Linked DNA regions of Homo sapiens: all the other regions are linked to region 2. Evidence: chromatin loops called from intact Hi-C (ENCODE). Cell type or tissue: HepG2. All regions are shown on one strand.

Region 1 (8,000 bases), 120 kb after region 2:
CCTGTCCTGGACTGTTACATGAGCAAGAAATACACTTCTATTTATGTATGAGTTACTTCATTATCAGATATTTATTACAGCAGTTTAGCTACCTAAGATCTCTCTCTGCCTCAGACTGCTTATCTATAAAATGGAATAACACCATCTACTCCAAACATTATTGTAAGGATGAAATGAGACAATGCTGAAAAGTGTTTACCATAATATCTGCCACACAATAAGTACCCCATATAGTATTTCTGTATTAGTAAGTTACATGAGAGATTTTCTTCTTTTAATACATCTGCATTTATAAACATTTTACTTTAACCTCAACTTCCCCAGCACTGCTCTACCATTTTCTGAATGTCATTATGAGAGAAATAAAACTAATTTCTAGGGCCAGGCATGGTGGCTCACACCTATAATCCCAGCATTTTGGGAGGCCAAGGTGGGAAGACTGCTTTGAGGTCAGGATTTCAAGACCAACCTGGGCAACACAGTAAGACCCCATCTCTATAAAAAAATGAAGAAATCAGAGGGTACAGTGGCACATGCCTGTAATCCCACGACTCAGAAAACTGAGGCAGGAGGATCGCTTGAACCCAAGGGATCAAGGCTACAGTGAGCCATGATCACACCACTGCATTCCAGCCTGGGCACAGAGTGAGACCCTGTCTCTAAAAATAAAAAATAGGGCCAGGCACAGTGGTTGATGCCTGTGATCCCAACACTTTGGGAGGCCAAGGCAGGTAGATCACTTGAGGTCAGGCGTTTGAGACCAGCTTGGCCGACATGGCAAAACCCTGTCTCTACTAAAATACAAAAATTAGCTGGGCGTGGTGGTGCACGCCTGCAGTCCCAGCTACTTGGGAGGCTGAGGCAAGACAATCACTTGAACCCAGGAGGCGGAGGTTGCAGTGAGCCAAGATGGCGCCACTGCACTCAAACAGAATGAAACTCTGTCTCAAAAAAAATAAAATAAATAAAAATTTAAAAACTAATTTCTTATAATCCAGTTGTGAATTTAACCAATGTCTGAAAGAACTATTAAAAGTTAAAATGAATGGAAAACAGAATAAAGGGTTGACCAGAACAGATGTGATTTTCTACTTAAATCTTTTTTTTAAACCCCAAAATTCAAAACTGCTAATGTTTTTTAATACGAATTTCTATCTTTGATAAGGCAATCTGAGTATTACCTTTCAATCCTTCAATAAAAGTATCCCAAACAGAAGGGCTATTACTGTAACTAAGCTTGATACTCTCCTTCGCTCTTTTCAAGTTCAGGAGAAAAAAGTACTTCTTCAGGAACTGGCAAGCCAGAATTTCAGGAGAGTACTGTTGCAAAGTGTGGTCCACATGTCCACTGGTGCTTTTGATCTTAGAATTCAATACATTCAACTCCAAACATAATGTTGTCAATTCAGCCAGGTCGTTCCGAAGACCACTTGCAATGGCGCATGGAGAACATATTTGAAACAGGTCATCCAAAGACTCCCTTGGACTCCTTACACATTCACATGCTGTTTTATCAACAGATTCTTCATTGCCTAAAGAGTCCCTTTTTTCTTTTTCATTATCTTCATCTAATATTCCCTTTTTTGATTCATTAACTAATAGCACATCCTGGTTCAATTTCATGGATGAGTTGTCAGTATCTGAAACACCTGAAAAGTCCTTCATGGCAAATGTTTTTTCTAAATGTGAAAGCCACTCCTGTAAAACCATTCTCAGAGACTCGGATTCAAATAAAACCAGAGGGTCCTGTAGCTTGGTCCTATACAAGACAGACAAGTATGAAATTCATGTGTCATGTGTTTTTCTTAAAACAAATTAATTCATGCTAATAAATTAACCTAACCAATGTAACATACTCATCTGGAATAAACGTTACTTTTCAACTCTTTAAATAAAAACTATCTCAACAAGATGACAAAACAGAGAACATAAACTTTGTAGTGTTTTACTTTTTTTTTTTTTTTTTTGAGATAGGGTCTTGTTTTGTCACCCAGGCTGGAGTGCAATGGCACAAACATAGCTCACTGCAGGCTCAAGTGATCCTCCCACCTCAGCCTCCTGAGTAGCTGGGAATACAGGTACATGCCACTACACCCACTACACACAGCTACTTTTGGTATTTGGGGTTTCATCATGTTGCCCTGGATGGTCTCAAACTTCTAAGCTCAAGCGATCCGCCCACCTCAGCCTTTCAAAATGCTGGGATTACAGTCATGAGCCACCACGCCCAGCCTACTTCTTCAATTTCAATTCCAAATGAGGCTATCTCTGCCCCAAACTGTCTCAGGACCACTACTGATGGACTCAGAAAGTCATTCCCATTCTGGGCTTGTGTGAAGGCTGCCAATCTTCTCAGTAGTTTTACACACAAAGCTAGGAATACTGGAAGTCAAATACCAAAAAATTAACATGAAGAAAATCTTATTGCTGCCAAGAATGAAAACTTCAGTGCCTGGGTTTTTCCTATTAGTCCTAGGAAGGCAACTTGGACTTAATAAAAGGAAAGACCATTTATAGCAACTTCTCTAATCAACTATATATTTCATACAAGGCCCATAAAAAACTTACAATATAATGATTCACTTCGTTTACTAAACTGCCTTGAGACGTCACTATAAAAGTTTCTCATTATACTCACATTGCTTCTGCTGTTGCTACTTTAAGCTCCTGGAACCTGTCTTCTTCTGGAGGTGGACTAGTTACCTCTTTTTCCTCCCTAAAAAAGTGTGCAAAATAACAATAACATTCACAAGAGTTAGAGGGGATCAGAGCTTTTTTTGAGACAGGGTCTCACTCTGTCACCCAGGCTGCAGTGCAGTGACGTGATCTCGGTTCATTGCAACCTCCGCCTCCCGGGTTCAAGCAATTCTCCCTGCCTCAGCCTCAGAGCTTTCTTAGACAAATATTTCTTTTTTCTTTTTTTTTTGAGACAGAGTCACGCTCTGTTGCCTAGGCTGGAGTGCAGTGGCATGATCTCCGCTCACTGCAAGCTCCACCTCCCAGGTTCACACCATTCTCCCGCCTCAGCCTCCCGAATAGCTGGGACTACAGGCACCCAGCATCATGCCTGGCTAATTTTGTTTTTGTATTTTTAGTAGAGATGGGGTTTCATCATGTTAGTCAGAATGGTCCCGATCTCCTGACCTCGTGATCCACCTGCCTCGGCCTCCTAAAGTGCGTGAGCCACCGCACCTGACCCTTGGACAAATATTTCTCATGCTTACTAACGGCAAGTATTATACTCATGTTACATAAGACAAATAGATGAATAGAAAAGGTGGTCCTTGGCCTCAAGGTGATAAGCTCCAGTAAGCTCTCATTAGAAAGAAAGGCATGCAAACAACTAAGTATAATTTAAAAAAAGAGTAAGTTGAACACCAAAGAGCAGCTCTTTAAAACAGCATTGTGATATGAAAGCAGAGAAGAAGAAATAATTTTTCTGAGTAGGGAAAGGGACATATTCCTAAGGAGGTATTATTTGTCTCACAAAAAATGGCGGGAGAATACTCTGGATAGAAGACATAGCATGAAGAAAGGTAGTGAAGTGTCAGTGTACACACTTAGTTCTCCGATAGGAGTGAAATTTATAGCACTTAGAAGGATGTGGCTAGAAAGGTAGCTAAGGTCAGATAGAAGGCTGCATTAAATGCCATGTCAAAAAATCTGTATTTTTTCTATAAACATATGGATTCACTAAGTTATTCTGAGGATTACAAATCTTTTATTTCATCTGACTGTCCAGATGCACTGGTCCCATGGGTTTCTCTCTTAATTCCTGGGTAAGTGCTGAATTTGTTTGCCTTTAATACCCAGATTCCCTGAACTATAAGGCAGAAGCCAGAGAGACAAGATACTCCACACTATGCCCAATTAAGGGCTCTGCTACAACTCTACTACACAAGGACCAGGCCACCAGCATATTATGGGAAGGTACCTGATAGGACATCAATGCCAACTGCTTGATCAACGTTGCCTAAAGAATCCCTTGTTTTCTTTTTCATTATCTCAATCTAATATTCTCTTTATTAGAGAATAAAGTATTATACTCATGTTACATGAGACAATTAGATAATATAAAAGGTGGTCCTTTTGCTATTGCTTGATGAGTCCTTGACTCATCAAATAATAGCACATTTTGGATCTTACAGGCCAGAGAGCATCAGTGACATTCCCAAAGTCACATACTAGTCATACGCAGAGCCAGGATGAGGTCTAGATCCTTGGTCATCCTACTCTTAATATAATACTCCTGTGAGATCCCAGAAGTTTGAAGAGATTATGGGGGAAGGAGGGGAGTTATGCAGGGGAAAGATGGAAGAAGTACTAAATTAAAACTCTGCTCAATAGATCTGCTTCGGGGTGATGTAATTTTTCAACACTTTGTGGAATTTCACAATTTTTATAAGCTACACAAACAATCTTCAATGAATGCAGACATACATGTGCCTTCTTGAAAAGGACATAGTCTATGGCACAGGTGTCCAATTTTTGGCTTCCCCGGGCCACATGGGAAGAATTGTCTTGGGCCACACATAAAATACACTAACATTAACAATAGCTGATGAGCTATTAAAAAAAAAAATCACAAAAAAACTCATGTTTTCAGAAACTTTACAAATTTGTGTTGGGCCACGTTCAAAGCCGTCCTGGAACACATGAGGCCCACGGGCCACAGGCTGCACAAGGTTGGTCTATGGCTTTCTTAAAACTGACAGCTGGATTCCCTAGAATGTATAGAGATTTATGTGTAAGGGCTTACTCAGTGTCTTCCTCCTTTGGGCAGGTATCTGAACTCACATCCTCTTCACATGATTGCTCATCACCCCTGAGCTCTGGTCTCACTTTCAGATCAGGGCTCGTGTGAAGGGTGCCAATCTTCTCAGTAGTTTTACGCACAAAGCTAGAAACACTAGAAGTCAAATAACAAAAAACTAACATGAATAAAAACTTATTACTGAGAAAACTCAGGTTTTCATTCTTCAGTTTTCTCCCTAATAAGTCCTAGGGAGGCAACTTGGACTTAGTAAAGACTGTTTATAGCAACTTCTCTGTTCAAATAATAGTATTTCACGTATATAAACTTACAATATAATGATTCACATTATTTACTAAACTGCCCTAAGAAATCAGTGTTTCAGCGCTAAAGAAAAGGTCTTTAACTCCAGCTGTATCTGTAATATTTCTGTCAACTTAGGCAAAGCCATGTGATCATCAGCCCCATTCTGGTCACAGAACAAAGAATTGCTTCATGTAAACTCAGCTGTTAACTAGTCACAATATACCCTTCTTAAGCAAAATTTGTATCCAGTAAGACTCAGATGAGCAGTTAAGTAGCTGCACAAAGTCTTCTCTCTTAAACTCAAATGTCAACCCTGGTCCCATGGAGTAGCTAGAAAAGAATTCTGAAAAGACTCCAAGTCTGAGCCCAAACTGACCATTAGAAAGGATCAGCTAAAGACTAATGATACGTGGAAACTATTACCATCAGAGATTTTTAATTTTTGATCTCTTGAGGGTGGGGGCACCTACATCTGCAACAACTCAAATACCAGCTGCTAAAACAGAGGGAAGCTAGACTCTCCCCAAGGTAAATGAGAAGTTAATAGCTCCATATGACAAGTTATATGGAAAACAAGAGACTTCCTTTTTCTCATTTTCCATTCTCAGCACAAATTACCTAATGTGAGAACTGAAATAAGATCAGTAATGGAATTAAATGACAAGACTAATTGGTTTACCTTTCTTTGACAGCCTGAAGAGACACAAGAGGAGATGGAGAACGAAATGGTAATGGAATGCCGAACGGGAGAAAAGTTTCATTCTTATCTGTCTCAAACATCACTGGAGCATGAGAAACATTGTCTAATGAATGGAATCAGGAAAAAAAGAAACAAAATCTAATCACGTGGGAGTTGTTTTAATCTTTAAAAAAATTCTGAAATGAATAAACCGAAAGAAATGAAGGATTCAATACCAAAATCACAACTGACCCAGAAACAAATGAGTGGAACACAGGTTTACAAAATGCATGGGATGGTCCACATAAAACACCGAGGCAGGTACCTTCATTTGCCTACTAACCCTGAGTCCCCATAAGTCAAAAAGGGAGTTTAGGATCTCTATTATTCTCTTCTCACTAGTTCAGCCACAGGAATACTCGCACATCGAAAAAGGAAGGCAATGACCCCCAAAAACTGCAGTAATTTTTCAATCCTGATGAAAAATAATTTGGTTAGTCAGAATAAAATCTTCCCACTCTTTTGGTTAATGACCTTTCTTTCATAACCTTTCCAGCATTTTGATGCATGATCAAAAACAGGCCCTAATGTTAGTCCAAACGTGAGGGGAAAAAATACTAAACATAAACCAACTCTTCTAGTAGGGGGCAGATCTGTAGATCTGGATGGAAAGTTCTATCAACATGTTAAAAATTATTAACACTTCAGAGAAATTCCGTGCACAAGATAATCCTGGTAACAGGAGCTCGTGGAAAATAATGGCTTCACATCAGGAACCAACAACAGACACATTCATCACCTTCATTTCCGTGTGAGCCACAACACTGATCTGGCAGGTCCTCTTCCTGCTGTGAGGTGAATTCTTTAAATCTCTCATCTTCTGAGAGGGTTTGGCTGTGAAGGGAGCAAGAGTCTTCATCTGACTGACTGCCTCTTCTACTACTAATGATACGATAAATACCAGAGTCCAAGATGCTGAAACTTTCCTAAAAATTAAAAGAATTCAAAAAAAAAAAAAGGTAAAAATTTCCTTTATAACGTTAATATAACTTCTGCAGAGAAATACCAACACTCAAATAGAAAGTTAATAACAACCATTATGGCTTATTAGAACAAACTGATGAGCAAGGCTTAGGTGCCTGGCAGCTGGGTCACTCCGTGTGCTAGTGGCATCAGCTGCCATATTTCTCTAGCTTGTCTTCATAAAGCTTGGTAGTGAGAATGGGGATTAAATGAGATAATCCAGACCTGCATTCAGGCTCAAATTAGCATGAAGCACCTAAAATCACATATTAGAGCAACGTAACTTATGCTGGGAGCTATATGAGTATATCAGGGAACAAAAAATAATAAACAATGACAAAACAAAATGTGGCTCCAAGACACACCTAAATGGAGGCTTCACAGAGCTGAGCCACTAGCTGAACAAAAGTTCACCCCTTCCCACCAAAAAACATAAATGGAAAGGACAACAAATTTGGGGATCCTAGAGGTAAATAAGAACAACCGAAGATGGAAAAATCTTACCCTACAAAATCCTTTAAAGGTGAGAATACTTACATGTGATGAAATGGAGCTTCTTCTACTGCTACAAGCTGAATCCAAAGGTTCAAATTTTAAGATCAATTCTTCCAGTTGAGAAATTAGATCATTGTAGGTGCCATGGTCCAGCTGAGATTTCAAATGCTCCAATTTATCTGCAGTCAAAGTTTTTCTTGCCTAATAAAACAACAGCGCAATGGAATAGCTATTTGTAGGTAAATCTATATTCAAATGGCCAATATATTGAAAGAGGTCTAGGCCGGGCACGGTGGCTCACGCCTGTAATCCCAGCACTCTGGGAGGCCGAGGCGGGCAGATCCCCCGAGGTCAGGAGTTCAAGACAAGCCTGGCCAACATGGTGAAACCCCGTCTCTACTAAAAATACAAAAATTAGCTGGGCATGGGGGCAGGCATCTGTAATCCCAGCTACTCGGGAGGCTGAGGCAGGAGAATCATTTGAACCTGGGAGGCAGAGGTTGCAGTGAGCTGAGATCACGCCATTGCACTCCACTCCAGCCTGGGGGACAAGAGTGAGACTTCATCTCAAAAAAAAAAAAAAGAAAAAAGAAATAAGTCTAATATAGAACATAAAACTTCAATGGTGCTTTAAAAAGGCTTAGCAAGCTGGAGAAAGATTTAATGAGAATTTTCTTAGGAATTAAGAATTTAAGGCCATGTGTGGTGGCTGATACCTGTAATCCCACACTTTGGGAGGCCAAA
Region 2 (8,000 bases):
CAAAAATAAATAGATGGGACTTAATTAAACTAAAAAGCTTTAACACAGCAAAAGCAATCGTCAGCAGAGCAAACAGACAACCCACCGAGTAAGAAAATCTTCACAAACTAAGCACCTGACAAAGGACTAATATCCAGAATACAAGGAACTCAAACAAATCAGCAAGAAGAAAGCAAACAATCCCATCAAAAAGTGGGCTAAAAACATGAATAGACAATTCTCAAAAAAAGAGATAGAAACAGACAACAAACATAGGAAAAAATGCTTAACGTCACTAATGATCAGGGAAATGCAAATCAAAACCATAATGCGATACCACCTTACTCCTGCAAGAATGGCCATAATTTAAAAATCTAAAAATAATAGATGTTGGCGGGGATGTGGTAAAAAAGGAACACTTTTACACTGCTGGTGGGAATGTAAACTAGCACAACCACTATGAAAAACAGTGTGGAAATTTCTTAAAGAAGTAAAAGTGGATCTACCATTTCATCCATCAATCCCATTAAATATATATAAATATATATATATACAACTATGTATATAGTACACGTATACATTTATATACCATGGAATAGTACTCAGCCATAAAAAGGAATAAAATAATGGCATTCACAGCAACCTAGATGGAACTGGACATATTACTCTAACTGAGGTAACTCAGAAATGGAAAACCAAACATCATATATTCTCACTTACAAGTGAGAGCTAAACTGTGAGGATGTAAATGCATAGAATAATATAATGAACTATGGGGACTTCAGGGGAAGGATGGAAGAGGGGTGAGGGATAAAAGACTACACATTGGGTATAGTGTACACTGCTCAGGTGATGGGTGCCCCAAAATCTCAGAAATTACCACTAAAGAACTTATCCATGTAAGCAAACACCACCTGTTCCCCCAAAACCCATTGAAATAAAAATAATAACAACAAATGATTTAATTTCACAGAACTTTTAAAAAGTTTAATGTTCAGAGTTGATAATAATAAAAGAAGTTAGAAAAAAATGTGTAGCAAGTGGTAGCCTCTGGACAATGACATTCTAGATTTTCACTTTGCATACACTTCTCTACCACTTGGAAAGAAAGCATACACATGAATATATCACCACTATGATAAAGAAAACACCGAAACATGGTGTCAGGCCATTTTCAGCCTTGATGATCCTATGATCTACTTATTTCTTTAGTTAAAAAGCCTCATAACGAAAGTTCACATTACTTAATCTGATATCTAGGCCCATAATTGATTTTCAAAATCAGGACAGCAATTACTTACAGGAAGCTGAACAAGATGGGACATGATGGGAGAGGCTGATATGTATTGGATATGGGACAGAGGCCAAGAATCATCTCAGTTAGGATTTGTGCCTCAAATACCTCTGGCCTCTGATTTGTCCATAGTCCTCATACAGGAAATAACAAGACTGTCCAGCATCTTCATAAGCCTGGATTGCTAACCAGCTTTCATTTCAGCTCCTGTAGGCATCTCCTGAATTAAGCAACACAGAAAAGTCCTCTGAAGACACTGAATCCCAGAAAGGCTCTCTACCTTTAGCACAAGGGAGGTCTTCACCACAGGACAAAAGAAGGAAAGATAAGGGTAAGTACCAAGAACTGTCTTCTTCCATGGTCAGTTATGGTTTTTGCTATCAGATCATGTCCTGTGCTTCCACCTTGGTGCTACATGCAGGGGGTCATGAGCTTGTTTCAGGAAAAGACAGGAGACACGAAGCTTCGTTTTGGAAACTGAGTGCTGCCAGCCCAAACTGTGTGAGTTCCAAATGGGGTCCCCCTTCTGATTTATCTCCCCGTATCATCTCCTTCATTCCAATCATTCAATCTGCTCTCCTGGAGAGAATGCTGCCTCTTACATTCATTTAAGGAGCCAGAAGACATGAAGACATTTCTTCCCAGAGTTGAACTGCTGTAGGGCCGGTTTTATTGTTTCACTTACTTTTTAAATTTATTCTTCTTTGCCTATCTGGAAAGGACCAAGGAAGTTATAGATAGTCCAAACTGAAATAATTAAGGAGTGTTTCGTGAGGAAAGTATTTACAAAGATGCGCAGGGTTAAGGGAAAGAGATGAGGCATGGCAAAGCACCTCAAGCAGCAATACATAGGGGAGCACTACTTCCTCCCCTAGGCTGAAAGGCACAGGGAAGGAGCAGTTACCATTGTCGCCATAGCCATAGTTGTAGCCATAGGGGTGGGAGAGCACGAGCAGGCAGGTGGAGAAGCCCTGCACAGCCAACACACAACCACACAGGCCGATATGGTTTGGATCTGTGTCCCTACCCAAATCTCATGTTGATTGTAATTCCCATTGTTGGAGGGAGGGCCTGGTGGGATGATTATTAGATCATGGGGATGATTTTGCATGAATGTTTCAACACCATCCCCTTTTGGTATTATTGTTTTGATACTGATAAGTTCTCATGAAATCTAATTGTTTAAAAGTGTGTAGCACCTCCTCCCTCTCTCTCTTGCTCCTGCTCTCACCATGTGAGATGCCTTGCTCCCCCTTTGCCTTTCATCAGGATTGGAAGCTTTCTGAAGCCTCCCCTAAAGCAGAAGCTGCTATGCTTCCTGCATAGCCTGTAGAGCCATGAGCCAATTAAACCTGTTTTCCTCATAAATTTCCCAGTCTCAGGTATTTCTTTTTATCAATGCAAGAAGGAACTAATATGCAGGCAGAGAGCCAGGAGATGGAAATCCCAAGTCACTCTCCTGCTGTCTTCCAGTCTCCTGCCAGTATGTCCCAGTGTCTCAATTTCATTAGAAACCAGAAATAAAAAGAATCCTACTAATGTGGTACATGGAAGCCACTCACTTGGGATGTCAAACAGGATAGAGAAGAACGGAAAGCAAATCCTCATGCCAAATGAGACTATTCCTCTTACCTTCTTATATCCTCCTACTTCCTGAGGCTTGCTCTGCCTGAAGGTGATTGATTCCTGTCTCATTTCAGCTCCATGAGACTACTTTAATGTTTGGCATGTCTTTCTCTACTGTCACTTTTATGCAGAAATGTTTGCATTTGTCAAAAATGCATAGAAAATAAAATGTAATTTAAAAAGAGAACATATTTATTTGTTTAGAATCTAAGTTTGGCTGCTCTAAAAAAGACATGAAGTAGAAATATCTTAAACAAAAAAGTATAATTGTGTCTCTGGGTCACTAGATTCTGAATCTGCAAATTCAACAAACCACAGGTGGAAACTATTCCAAAAATAAGGGTATGGTGGAGTTGTGTATGTACTGAACAGGTACAAACTTGTTTTTCCTCGTCATTATTTCTGAAAAACTACAATATAACAAGAATTTACATAGCATTTGCATTTCGTCAGTTATTCTAAATAACTAAAAATGATTTAACATATCTGGGAGAAAGTGCATAGGTATATACAAATACCACATAGAAGGAAATAGAGCATCTGCAGATTTTGGTGTGTGCTAAAGTTCTGGAAAAAATCCCCTGTGAATACCCAGAAATGACTATCTTTGAAATCTGAAGTAGAAGCTCCAAGGCGTCACACATCAGAATTCCAAAAATTGGGGCTCCCAGTCCCTAGAGAGTTGCCCTCATCTTTGTGATCTTGCATGGTTTCCAGCTACATCAGCATTCCAGCCTTATGGAAAAGGACGAGGGGAAGGAGAGGCTTTACTCCTTCTATTGATCCTGTGAGCAAGGAATTGCTTACATCACTTTGTGATTCTTCCACTTAACAGCACCTGGTCATACAATGTCATCCAGCATCAAGGAAAACTGGGATGTGGGTCTTTGTGCTGCTTTTATACTCTCAGAATTGTTATGTGACCGAAGAGGAAAATGAATATTGGGGCAATCTAGCAGTCTCTTCAGCCCTGATTGTCTCTGACTCTGTGCTCACATCAAGATTTTTCAGGAACTCCTCAGAAATAATGAATGATGGGGCAGAGAACAGAACTGGAGCCTCATGCAGGGTTCCAGGGACCAGGGGCTGGTATTAGACTTGCTCTTCGTGTTGTGAACTCAGGAAAACCCTTTAATTCTCTATGCCTTGGCTTCATCTTATGTTATATGAGGATAATACCATAGATGGTCTTTAAGGAACACAGGCTAAATGTTGGTGATACTACAGGGAAAATGACAGGTATGACTTAGTCCTTATGGAGCTTTGGTTTTCATGAGGAAGACAAACATATCATACCATAAATATAGATAGAGAAACTCTTTAGTGCCCTGAGTGTGGATAACAGAGGCTCTCCTTTTCCTCCCATTTCCTTTCTGGGCCAATCAGGGCTGTGGCACCTTGCCCCTCTAAGAGAGCTCATGATGGATGCATTCACTCCTGATGCTTCTCTGTACTCCCAGCAAAGGGTGCATCTTCTGTCCACCAGGAGGCCTCCTGCCCCTGTGCATCCTCAGGATTCCAGAGCAAATGTGACCTCTGATAGGCAAAAAGGAACTCCTGAATTTATTCCTAAATGGCATTCACTCACCTCTATTTTGTTCCCTCTTTGATTTGCCTCTCCTTCTCTATGTGGAGTTTGCTTAGGTCAGTTTTTTTTTCAATCCACAATTTTGGCTGCCAACTTGGATTTAACTTGAGAATCACTCCTCTGCTTTACTCCCTGTAACATATATAATCGACACAGGGTGGTGCTGGGTATAAAGGGCTGCTCCAAGACTGGATTGTGAGTCAGACCTGCCGGACTCAAATTCATACTATGTAATACATAACCCCTGGGACAAATAATTCCCTTTCGTTGTGCTCCAATTGCATTATCTGCCATATGGGAATAATACCAATTCTTACCTCCTAGGCTCTTCGGGTGATTAAAAGAGACAATACCTTACAAACTCTCAATCAGCTGCTGTTATTCTCCCAGATTAGACCTAATCCTCATTCTCCAGTTGAAATCTGCATGAATCTCTCTCTTTACACTCCAAGCCCTACACATCGCCTATTTCCCCTCATGGACGCCTCTCATACAAATGTTTGCATCAACAAAGAAATGCTACCAAAGATCTCCTGAAAGAGAGAACCAAAAAGTTTACATTGTGTATACCCAGCAGAACACTTAGTAGTCCCCCATAGATATTTCCACACTTCAATTACCTCCGTCAGTTACACTCAGACCTCATCTTCACTTACTCTTTCCTCTGTTCTATTGCTGAGTAATTCAGCTCAGACCCACACCCTACCCAAACACTGTGTACAAAAATGCTTCTAGGTGTTCAGCAAAGCCACACTGAGTCTTCATTTCAAAGGCACATCAGTGGTCAATTTCAAGTTTTGGGCACACATCAAGAATTCTTCTCAACACAGATACAGCTTTCCACAAATAGAATTCTGATGAATTAAATTTTCTTCATCCAGTTATACGTGTGTGTTCTAATACCTTACATTGTGCTTTCATCTTTATTTTCCATTTCATCCAAATCTACCAGTACCATTAGTCTCATGCATGCATTCATTCATTGAATGAATGTATATGAAAAGCACAGTGTGCTGCTCATGGAAATAGGCACTGGGAGTATAAAATGTAAAATGTAGTCCTGTCTGCAATGACTGACACACTGAGTTATTTCTCACCCACCAGGCCCAGCCATTTTCACACTTATCCTAGCAAAGGTCACATTTTCCTCTAGTTCATAATGCATGGTCTTCCTTCCTGTCCATGGATGACCAGTCCTAGTCACGAGTGTGTCACAACCACCTCTTTGTGTATCTGAATTCCTCCACCTGAAAGAAAATTTCAGACCCAGGATAGATTAATCATCGGGTCCAAAGCCCTGGCCGGATGAGTGGGGGTGTTTTGATCCTAATGTTATTCCCATGTCAGCACAGAACTTGTGTGGCAGTAGAGAGATGTCAGGCTTCAGAGTCAACAAGAACTGGATTTCAAACTGGATTTGAGGACCCCCACCTTTGGTAAGTGACTTATTATCTGCGAGCCTCTGTTTCTCTCTTCTTTAAATGAGGACAGTAAATCCCATACGGCAGGGTGGTGGGGAGAATCAGAGATGATACAGCTGGTGATCACATCTGGTTTGTGTTCCCAGGGGCACCAGACTAGGGTTTCTGAGCATGGATCCAACCGTCCCAGTCTTCGGTACAAAACTGACACCAATCAACGGACGTGAGGAGACTCCTTGCTACAATCAGACCCTGAGCTTCACGGTGCTGACGTGCATCATTTCCCTTGTCGGACTGACAGGAAACGCGGTTGTGCTCTGGCTCCTGGGCTACCGCATGCGCAGGAACGCTGTCTCCATCTACATCCTCAACCTGGCCGCAGCAGACTTCCTCTTCCTCAGCTTCCAGATTATACGTTTGCCATTACGCCTCATCAATATCAGCCATCTCATCCGCAAAATCCTCGTTTCTGTGATGACCTTTCCCTACTTTACAGGCCTGAGTATGCTGAGCGCCATCAGCACCGAGCGCTGCCTGTCTGTTCTGTGGCCCATCTGGTACCGCTGCCGCCGCCCCACACACCTGTCAGCGGTCGTGTGTGTCCTGCTCTGGGGCCTGTCCCTGCTGTTTAGTATGCTGGAGTGGAGGTTCTGTGACTTCCTGTTTAGTGGTGCTGATTCTAGTTGGTGTGAAACGTCAGATTTCATCCCAGTCGCGTGGCTGATTTTTTTATGTGTGGTTCTCTGTGTTTCCAGCCTGGTCCTGCTGGTCAGGATCCTCTGTGGATCCCGGAAGATGCCGCTGACCAGGCTGTACGTGACCATCCTGCTCACAGTGCTGGTCTTCCTCCTCTGCGGCCTGCCCTTCGGCATTCTGGGGGCCCTAATTTACAGGATGCACCTGAATTTGGAAGTCTTATATTGTCATGTTTATCTGGTTTGCATGTCCCTGTCCTCTCTAAACAGTAGTGCCAACCCCATCATTTACTTCTTCGTGGGCTCCTTTAGGCAGCGTCAAAATAGGCAGAACCTGAAGCTGGTTCTCCAGAGGGCTCTGCAGGACAAGCCTGAGGTGGATAAAGGTGAAGGGCAGCTTCCTGAGGAAAGCCTGGAGCTGTCGGGAAGCAGATTGGGGCCATGAGGGAGAGCCTCTGCCCTGTCAGTCAGACGGGACTTTGAGAGCAACACTGTCCTGCCACCCTTGACAATTACATGCGTTTTTCTTAGCGTTTCGCCTCAGAAATGTCTCAGTGGTAACTCAAGGTCTTCAAATAAATGTTTATCTAACCTGACAGTTGCAGTTTTCACCCATGGAAAGCATTAGTCTGACAGTACAATGTTTGGATTCTCCTTGATATTACCAATACATTTTCCCTGTTATCTTGCACTGAATCTTTCCTACTGAACACTTTTTCTGCACTTTTCATTGTAATAAAAGGAGTTCCTGTCCACAACCCTAAAACTCTTCTTTATACTTGTTTCCTACCTGATAGTATCAAAAAGGAAGATTCCTTATTAATCTGTCAGACTATGTTCCCCTGAAAATCATGTTCCCTTCTATGACTGGAGGCATTACTGCAGTTGGAAGCTCAATTCTTAATAAGTGAGTTCTGCTACCTCTAAATTCCATTGAATTCTCAGATATAAAGCAAAATAATGTCCTTAGAGAGAGATTCTCCCTTCATAAAAACAGTCTTAGAAATTGGTTTTATGAATAGCCCTCTCCTGTCATTTGTCCACACATGGTCACACGTTGGCTTTGGTTTCTAGTAAAGACAATCGTGGCCCCTTCCCCTTGAGAACTGGTAAGTGCTTATTTAGCTCTTCCTGGACTAACGGACCAGTGAGGAGCCTATAAATACACCCCACCAGTTCCATTTTGGCCATTGGAAATTAAAATTGGTTTCAAACTGGAAATTATCTTGAAAACCATTTATTATTCATTTACAGAGTCTTTAAGTTGTAGGAGAATTCTTCATACTTTCAGGTTTTGTACAAATTGTTCTGGCTGTAACTTTCAGTTAATTTTATGGCTGTTAACATAAGAAGCAAAACTGAAAACATCTGACTTTTCCATGCTAATGTCAATTATA
Region 3 (8,000 bases), 590 kb after region 2:
CTGCCCACATGCATGCACGCAAGCAATGGCCCTTGCAGTGCAGGACTGAGCAGGGGTGGTATACTGCGAGGGTCTTTATTGGCAGTCTGACCTTGGTCCCTGCAGGCCTGCCCACGAGTCTGCATGATGATGCTGCTGAGAGCAACACCTGGTGATGTTGCTCTATTCCATGTGCTGGCCCCCACTGGCACCTACTGCTGCTTTATCTACCTCCTTCTTCTACCTTGTACCTCCGCGGCAGCTGCTGGGAGCTAGGACTATGCTGGGCTAGGCCTGTACTGGTGCTGGATGGGGGAAGGAGTGGAGTCCCCAACATTAGCAGTGCCACCTGGTGTCTTGCAAATGTGAACACCTACACATAGAAGAAGAGAGATTGTGAGTTTGAATGTACCAAAGTGTTTGGGTGACTGTGAGCAAATGAAGTGAGCAAGAAAGGAAGAGTGAAAGAGAAGAGGAGGGTGACCACATGAAAAAGGGTGTGTGCATGAGGGAGAAGAAAAATACATGTGTGCACATGTGCACAGGGGTGGGGAAGGCAGTGGGGTAGACACTCACTGCCCCCACAGTACCGGGGAGCTGGGCATGACTGAGAGCCTGAGAAGAGGACAGAGAATGGAGAGGGAGAAAAGGAGTCTGCCTAGTCATTTTCAAGAGTGTGCGTGAAGAAGGGGTACAGTAGTGGGAGAAAGAGAAAGACACCTAAGGAGGGAATGAGAGAGCAAGCACATCACCAGGAAGCATGCAGAGTGGAAGCCGCGGGATGGAGGGATGGAGCTGAGAGAGGTGAGTGTGCAAGAGGAAGGCATGCAGGTGTGTGAGCCTGGAGGTGTGCGTCCGCCCCTGCAGGGCTGTGTGAGACAGAGGCAGGCCACGTGCCCGGGTGACTGTGCGTGGGAACATGCATGTGCATCGGGGAGCATGTGGCTATGACAAGTGAGCACAAACACGAGTGTGCGAGAGCACATGTGGGGGGTGTCCCAGGGGCTGTGAGGCAGCATGCCTGGCTCTGGGGCATTGGGGGGAGCTCCCAGGGAGTGTTGGTGATGCTGAGGACGTTTCCACCAAGAAAGCTCTGATGGGACTGTATGACCTGTCCTGTGTTGGCTCAGATCTGGGTGATCGTGGTGGCTCGGAGTGTTGGCCATGTTGCCCCCATCTGAAGGTGGGTGTGGGAACGAATGAGCCACCAGGCATGGCTGGCCCTCACTCTGCCTCGCCTCTGGGTAAGACAGAGAGTGGAAAGAGTACTTGAGGGCTGGATTTTTATACCATCATTATGCAATTGCCTGCAGTGCTCATGGGCTCCTTCTAAAGGCCTAACACTCCAACTCTCTTGGCCTACAAACTCCCATTTCCTTTTATGTCCAAGTTGCAGTACAGGTCAGTGTCCTTGACAAACATTTGTGGAAGTCTACTCTACACCAGGCTCTGGTGTAGAGTAGATTTCCACAAATTCAATGTGAATTTACCCTATTCACAATGTCAAACCATTCCCCAGTTCTTTCCCATCCCCCTCTTCATGGCTTTAATTGTCTTCATAGCACTTACTACTATTAACCATACTATGTGGCATGACTTACTTATTTTATTTGTTGTCTATTTTTCCTTAATAGCAAATGTCTGTACAGCATTTGCTATATGCCAGGCACTGTTCTAAGCTTTCTGTTAATTCACTGAATCCTCTAACAACTCTGCACAGCAGTGAATATTGTTCTTGCTATATTGTGAATGGGGGGTCCAGAAAGATTCAGTAGCTTGTCCATGATCATCTACTGGTAAGTGGTGGGGCCAAGCTGAGGTCCAGAGTCCCTGTTCTTGACTAGCACATAATACTGTCCTGGGAGGGTGGGAACTGTTTTCAGTTTGGATTTCTGTTCAATCTCTAGTGCTTACAACAGTGCCCAGCACATGTAGGTGCTCAATCAGTAGTGACAGAATGAAGAAATGAGTGAATACATGCTGGACATGGAGGATGCAGAAATGAAACAGAGAGGTCCTTGCCTTCAGAGAGCTCATGACCCCATGGAGGAGGCAAATAATTACTGCAATCCCCTATCAGGACAGCATCGTGGGAGTCTAGAGGGTCACACAACTTGCTCGGCCTCTGCAAGCAGGACTTCCCAGAGGAAGGACACAGATAGGGACAGGCACAGGGACGTTGTCTACCTCCTCCAAACTCCTGTCTGGAACAAACGCACCTAAACTCTTTCTGCCTCAGTCCACAGGGTGCCAGAAGATGACAGTGGCTCCATGGGGACAACAGAGGCAGAACAAGGTAGCGGTGACGACACGGGCTACTGAGAGAGACTGCCTGGAGTGAATCCTCCCTCTACCAGCTAAGTGACCTTGGACAGACTGCCTAAGCTCCCTGGGCCTTGGTCCTCTCATCTGTAAGAAGGGGTAGCAAATGACACTGATTTCCTAGGATATTCCATGACCAAAACTCTTCTATTCTACACTGGTTGCTTGCTTTTGGGGAGAAATGGGAGAGAACATTGGGATTTAACCTATTATGCTTATTACTGCAGCCTCTCTGCTGCGGCTTCATCCCATTTTGCAGAAGCAGCTCAGAGCTGAAGTTGTCCATGAACTTTCCTTAGGGAAGGGACTATGTCTGTTTTATTTACCTCTATATATCTAGCACCTAGTACCTGAGACCTAGTAGGTGCTCAATAAGTACTTGAGTGAATGACTGAGTGGTTACATTTATTTATTCCCCCAGGACACTTGTGAGGATAAATATTCATATTGCTATTGTTTCTGCTCACAGATGAGGGACTGGAGCTCCAGCAAGGTTAAGTGACTTGTGCATAAACACACAGCCTGAAGCAGAACAGGCGGACTCAAACGCCAAATCCCATGCTCTTTCTTCCTCCACACCGTGCTACTCTCTGGACTCCTATTCATCCTGTCCTATTTTCTGCAGATTTCTTCTAGTCAGTGGTGCCATCCCTGATTGTAGAGTCATCTCCGAATTCTATGACTCATATCTGAATCACAGAACTGTTTAATAGTTGAAGGGGACTTCTGATGTCATCTGGACCTCCCATCCATTGTGGAAATTTCCTCTCCATTGTCTATCTATCTAGTACTTGAATGCCTCCTGTGACGGAACACGCATTTCTTCCTCTGGAATTATTGAGTTCTATGACTGGACCACTTTTAGAGTCAGAGAGTTCTGCGTCTATGGGCCAAAGGCCTGTTTTTAATTTCAATGCCTTGGGCTTACGTCATCCTAAGATACACAGAATAGATCTGCTGCCCCTTCCGCAAGACAGCCATTCAGATATTCAGGAAGTTCTCACATCTTTTCAGAGAATTCTCTTCTAGACAGACGGTCCCATCTTAGACCGTCTCAACAGGCTGTCCCAAGTGTTTTGAGCAATGGCACCCCCTACTGGTTAAGGTATGAACTGCATCAAAGGGCTTCCTCAGGAGCTGGGGCACTGAGTGTGGTGTGAATAAAATACCACTTATTTTGAAGAGTCATCGCTTTAGACTCATACCTGGTTGTTTCCAATGTCTATCTTAAAGAGTATCACGTGAAGACTCCATTCTAAGGTTCCTTGCCAATCATGAGGTCTCTGAAAAGCTACAGGTTTGGAATTTCAACGTTAGAGTTCAAAAGACTTGTCTTTGTTTTGTTTTGTTTTGTTTTGTTTTTTTGGAGACGGAGTCTTACTCTGTCGCCCAGGCTGGAGTGCAGTGGCGCGATCTCGGCTCACTGCAAGCTCTGCCCTCTGGGTTCACGCCATCCTCCTGCCTCAGCCTCCCAAGTAGCTGGGACTACAGGCGCCCGCCACCACGCCTGGCTAATTTTTTGTATTTTTAGTAGAGACGGAGTTTCACCATGTTAGCCAGGATGGTCTCGATCTCCTGACCTCGTGATCTGCCCGCCTTGGCCTCCCAAAGTGCTGGGATTACAGGCATGAGCCACCGCACCTGGCCCAAAAGACTTGTCTTCTAACAAAATGTTCAGAAGGAGAGATATGAAAATATATGCTATGTTACAGGATTATGGCGATTTTTCTTTTTTTATTTGTATTTATTTTCTAATATTTTGACAGTTAACCTTTTGTTATAAGAAGGAAAAGAACAATAAAAACTTATAAAAAAATGTAAAACTCTCCCCCCACCCCTTCTTTTTCTTCCTTCTGAGGCTGTTTATCATGGCGTGGGTCATGGGGCTACAACTGGGACGAGCTGCCACCCTGTGGGCAAGAGTGCCTTGGTAATATCTCCACGGTGGCTGCAATGGCTTGGCTCCCTGCAACTGTGGTCAACTGGACTCAAGCAGCACAGTTTCACCCTCAAGCCGGGCTTCTCAACAGGGAGGTCAGGTAGTTCTCCACATCCCCCACCCCATCCTTGGCTCATGCTGCCTTCAGGTTTTGCTTCCTACCCTTACCTCTTGAAGTCAGCCCAGCCCTGAATGGTCAGTGGTCATTCCCTAGGAGCCCTGTACTCCTCAGCTCTTCGTCCTTCTTTTCACTTCCTAGCACACCTTCAATTGCCTGCTCTTCCCTCCATGTGAGCCTAGAGCAGCTCCAAGTGATAACAGGTCAGAAGGCATCAGGGATTAGAAAAACAAGTCCCCATTTAAACGAAGAGCTATGGAGCAGCTGCATGGATATTCTTGCGCAAGTTCACAGCTAGCTAGGCTTTACTCCAGCCCCAGCTTCAGCCGGGGCATTGTCTCTCCATTCTGAGGTCTGGGAGGAGCTGGGTGCTGAGAAGACTCACCCGGTAGCCTCTCACTGCAGCACATGTCCAGGGCCCCTCCCTCGGAGTCATCAGCAGCGTGGTTCTCTCTCTCACTCCTGCAGCAGGATGGAAAAGGTAAGAATATGCTGTTGAGCCAGGATCAAGACAAAAACCCTGAGCAAAGATAAGAAGGCTCCCTCTCCTGTATTCTGTATCCCTTTGAATAACCCCACCCCATCAAAGGGACCTGAGGAAAATACCAGCCTGTTGAGGGGTCAAGCTGCAGAGGCAGGAGCAGAATTTTGCAGGTGTCTTCCTTGTGGAATCAGTGGCAGCAGTATCATCACAACCATCATCATCATCATCACCATCATCATCACCTCTACAGTAGGAGGATTTACTATACGCAAGCACTTTGCAAACTTTATCACATTAAATCCTCACCATGACCTCATGAATGAGGGATCATTAAACAGGCTCAGAGAGGTTAAGTAACTTGCCCAAGGTCACACAGCTCAATAGAATAGAGATGAGTTTGAAATTATGACCTAGGACTCCAGGCTCATGCTCTCGCTGTTGTGCCATTCTGTCTCCTAGTTCCAGTAGTTTTGAACCATGGGTGGACAAGAAGAGGGCTCTGAGTAACCCACAATCCTGTGTCCAGCTCTCCAAGATATGCAAGTCCCCTCTGCCCCAGGCAGTGAAAAGTGGTATGCAGAACTCTTCTCCAGAATAGCTAGAAAAAGTAGTTACATACATGTTTTGTATAGTCTAAATGTTTCCTTCCTGAAATCAGAGAACCCTCTTTCTAGCCTATTAGGGCACCTTATAGGAGAGTATGGGGGTCTAGTTTTTCTCCTTTACCTGGCAAGCTGGAAAAATGTTGCTGGAGATCAGCTAGACCCCATGAAGCATCTTGAGAGTAGACATATCTTGAGGGCAACCACTTGACTCACAGGGGGTCCCCTACCCTGGGAATGGCCTGAAATGCAGCGTGGGCTCCAGTGGCCTTGTCTGCCTTTCATGTCTCTGACCCTTGGCAGTAGCTGATGACTGATCCAAGGCTGAACACACAAACCAGCCTGGGTCAATCAGATCCTCTCCCTTGCACACTGAAAATGCATTCTGATGCATTTTGCTGGTGCTGAATCATGGTAGCCACAGTGCCCTGGAGAGAAGACCTGCTGCTGAGGGCCTGAGAGCTGCCTTGTTCCCATCTGTACTGAGTCTTGGACAATATGCCCTTCAAGACCATAAGATGGCCGTGGATCCTTCCAATAAATCCCCACATTTTAGCTTACGCCAGTGGGATGTGATTTCTGAAACTGGCAACCAAAAGAACCTTTGACATAGCCTTGCTAGCATACTTTCAGGAATTCCAGAGGCTCAGCTGCTTCTCTGCCCCCAAGTCCTGCTATCCTGCTTCTTGGACTGGCCCTAGGGCCAGTTTCAGGCCCAATTCCAGATTTTAAATAATTAAGGGCAGAGAGGTCAGGTTCAGGGTGGCCCTTCTCCCTCTGATATCTTCTTTTTCAACTGGCATTATATCATTTTATTTTTTTCCTCAACCCAATTGCCAGGGTCTCTGAGAATCACAAGTCCTAGAGCCCAGCACTCCTGCAGAGAGGAGGTCACTTCCTTCAAGGTAACTTTAAGTGCATTCTTTAAATGTCTCTGGAGTCCCTCCACATTTCTCCCTCCCCATCTTGGTCCCAGCCACCATCATCTCTTGCCTAGATTGCTGTGGCAATATTTTAACTGGTTGCTGGCATCCACTCGGGCTGGCCTCCAAAACATTCTCCACATGGCTCCAGTGCTTATGGCACAGAAAATCTGTGCAGTTTACAAACTGCACAACTGGATGTGGAAGTCCCCTCTGCCCCAGGCAATGGAAAGTGGCATGGTGAACGCTTCTCCAGAAGAGAGGAGCTAGAATCAATTCCTCAGAACTCAACGTTTATCACATAACCTTTCTTGAAAAAATATTTTCATGGCATCCTTATTGTACTTAGAACAAAGAAAAATCCTTTGGCATAGTTCATAGATGTTGGGTGGTCTGGTCCCTGTGGATCCCTCCAGGCTTACCCTAAGTCCCTCTCCCTCTTGACCTCTGCACTCCAGCCACACTGGGAAGGCTCTTTCCTCACAGCACCTTCCACATGCTTTTCTCTCACATGGTATGCACTTGACACGGTTAGAAATGTCACTGTAATATATGCCATTATTCAACATCTGTCTCCATCATTAGACTGTGGCTTTCATGAAGGCAGGGTCCACTATTTCTGTTTTATTTACCATTGTATCTTCAAAGCCTCGCACAGTGCCTGGTTCGTAGTAGGATGTTCAATAAATAAACACTTATGGAATAAGTAAATGTTGACCTGACGTTCTTGAGAAAACATTAGGAATCTCAAACACAGCCATCATCTGAGCTGCTTTGTGGACGGGTCTTTGCTAAGTAGCTGGGAGCTCTCCTCCACAGCTGTTGTCCACAGAAGTCAGAGAATCACAGATCTGGAAGGCCTCTCATTTTACAGAGGAGAAACTGAGCCAGAGAATGGGGTCTGACTTGCCCCACATTTTATACTGAGTTGGTGGTGGCCACAGGGATTGTGTTTGAGAGCACCCACCCCCAACCTTCCAATCCTAAACTTGTTCTTTCCTTACCCTAACGAGCACCTAGCTGGATGGCAGCCCATGAGGGCTGACCCCTGGCTGGGTACAGAAAGGCACAGTATCCAGATACCTCTGGAAGGGGACCCATGTGTGACTCACACCTGCTTTCACACCTTAAGCCTCTCAGGCCCCAAGCTGTGTTCAGAATAGCTCAGTGCTTCATGTGTGCAGTGGACTCTATAAATAAGCTTCCTAGAAAATGACTAATTTCATAACCAGAAAAGCAGAACGAGTAGCACCTCTTGACTGCAAAGGAAAATGGAGCAAGAGCCTCTGCTGCTCTTCCCTGTAGTCGAAGGACTCCAGGCAACCCCAGCCACAGCCTGCGTGTCTAGACTGTCCAGAGGAGGGTTTAATTAGCTTTCCAAAGAAAATACATGGCCCATTCAGGCTGGATGGGGAACCCAGTCTCTGGGCGCTGCCTTCCTCCCTCCCCACCAAGAGCAGAAATAGCTGCTTTTATTGGATTGCTAAGGCTCCTGCTCTCTCCTTCCCCACTTCTATCAGCCAGGCAACAGGAACAGAACACTGGCCTGTGACAACAGCAGCCACTTGCTGGGCTGCCCCCACCACTGCTTCCCTTATAACCAGAGACCACCAGGGATGAAGGGACTTGGAAA

What was found. A loop is a pair of places that touch in the nucleus more often than their neighbours do. Peaks named below come from ENCODE experiments on the same cell type or tissue, not always from the same donor. Only the 100,000 strongest peaks of a DNase experiment are listed, where the experiment ranks them.
Region 1: it touches region 2 in a loop (2.6-fold over the local background); 2 of 110 quality-filtered maps call a loop at or near these places.
Region 3: a loop joins it to region 2, with 22 times the contacts of the local background. A loop is called at or near these places in 7 of 110 quality-filtered maps.

The regions. Positions count from the first base shown.
Region 1 is chr11:18,290,261-18,298,260 of GRCh38, forward strand. It overlaps HPS5 (HPS5 biogenesis of lysosomal organelles complex 2 subunit 2), which reads right to left. Exons shown (of 23, transcript NM_181507.2): 11 at 7,299-7,457; 12 at 6,538-6,724; 13 at 5,739-5,862; 14 at 4,760-4,909; 15 at 2,639-2,716; 16 at 1,182-1,759. Among named protein-coding and RNA genes, the nearest start is that of HPS5, 28 kb to the right of the region's middle. In HepG2, no CTCF peak of the experiment used is centred here; no DNase peak of the experiment used is centred here.
Region 2 is chr11:18,167,178-18,175,177 of GRCh38, forward strand. MRGPRX4 (MAS related GPR family member X4) reads left to right here and starts at 5,660. Exons shown (of 1, transcript NM_054032.3): 1 at 5,660-7,103. The coding sequence starts at 6,080. The coding sequence ends at 7,048. In HepG2, a CTCF peak has its summit at 4,390; DNase peaks (open chromatin) are centred at 4,394 and 5,704; H3K27me3 peaks cover 266 bases.
Region 3 is chr11:18,761,064-18,769,063 of GRCh38, forward strand. PTPN5 (protein tyrosine phosphatase non-receptor type 5) reads right to left here. Exons shown (of 15, transcript NM_006906.2): 3 at 4,744-4,820. Among named protein-coding and RNA genes, the nearest start is that of PTPN5, 27 kb to the right of the region's middle. RefSeq lists enhancers at 446-946, 947-1,447. In HepG2, a CTCF peak has its summit at 3,404 (motif pointing left); a DNase peak (open chromatin) is centred at 3,388; H3K27me3 peaks cover 246 bases.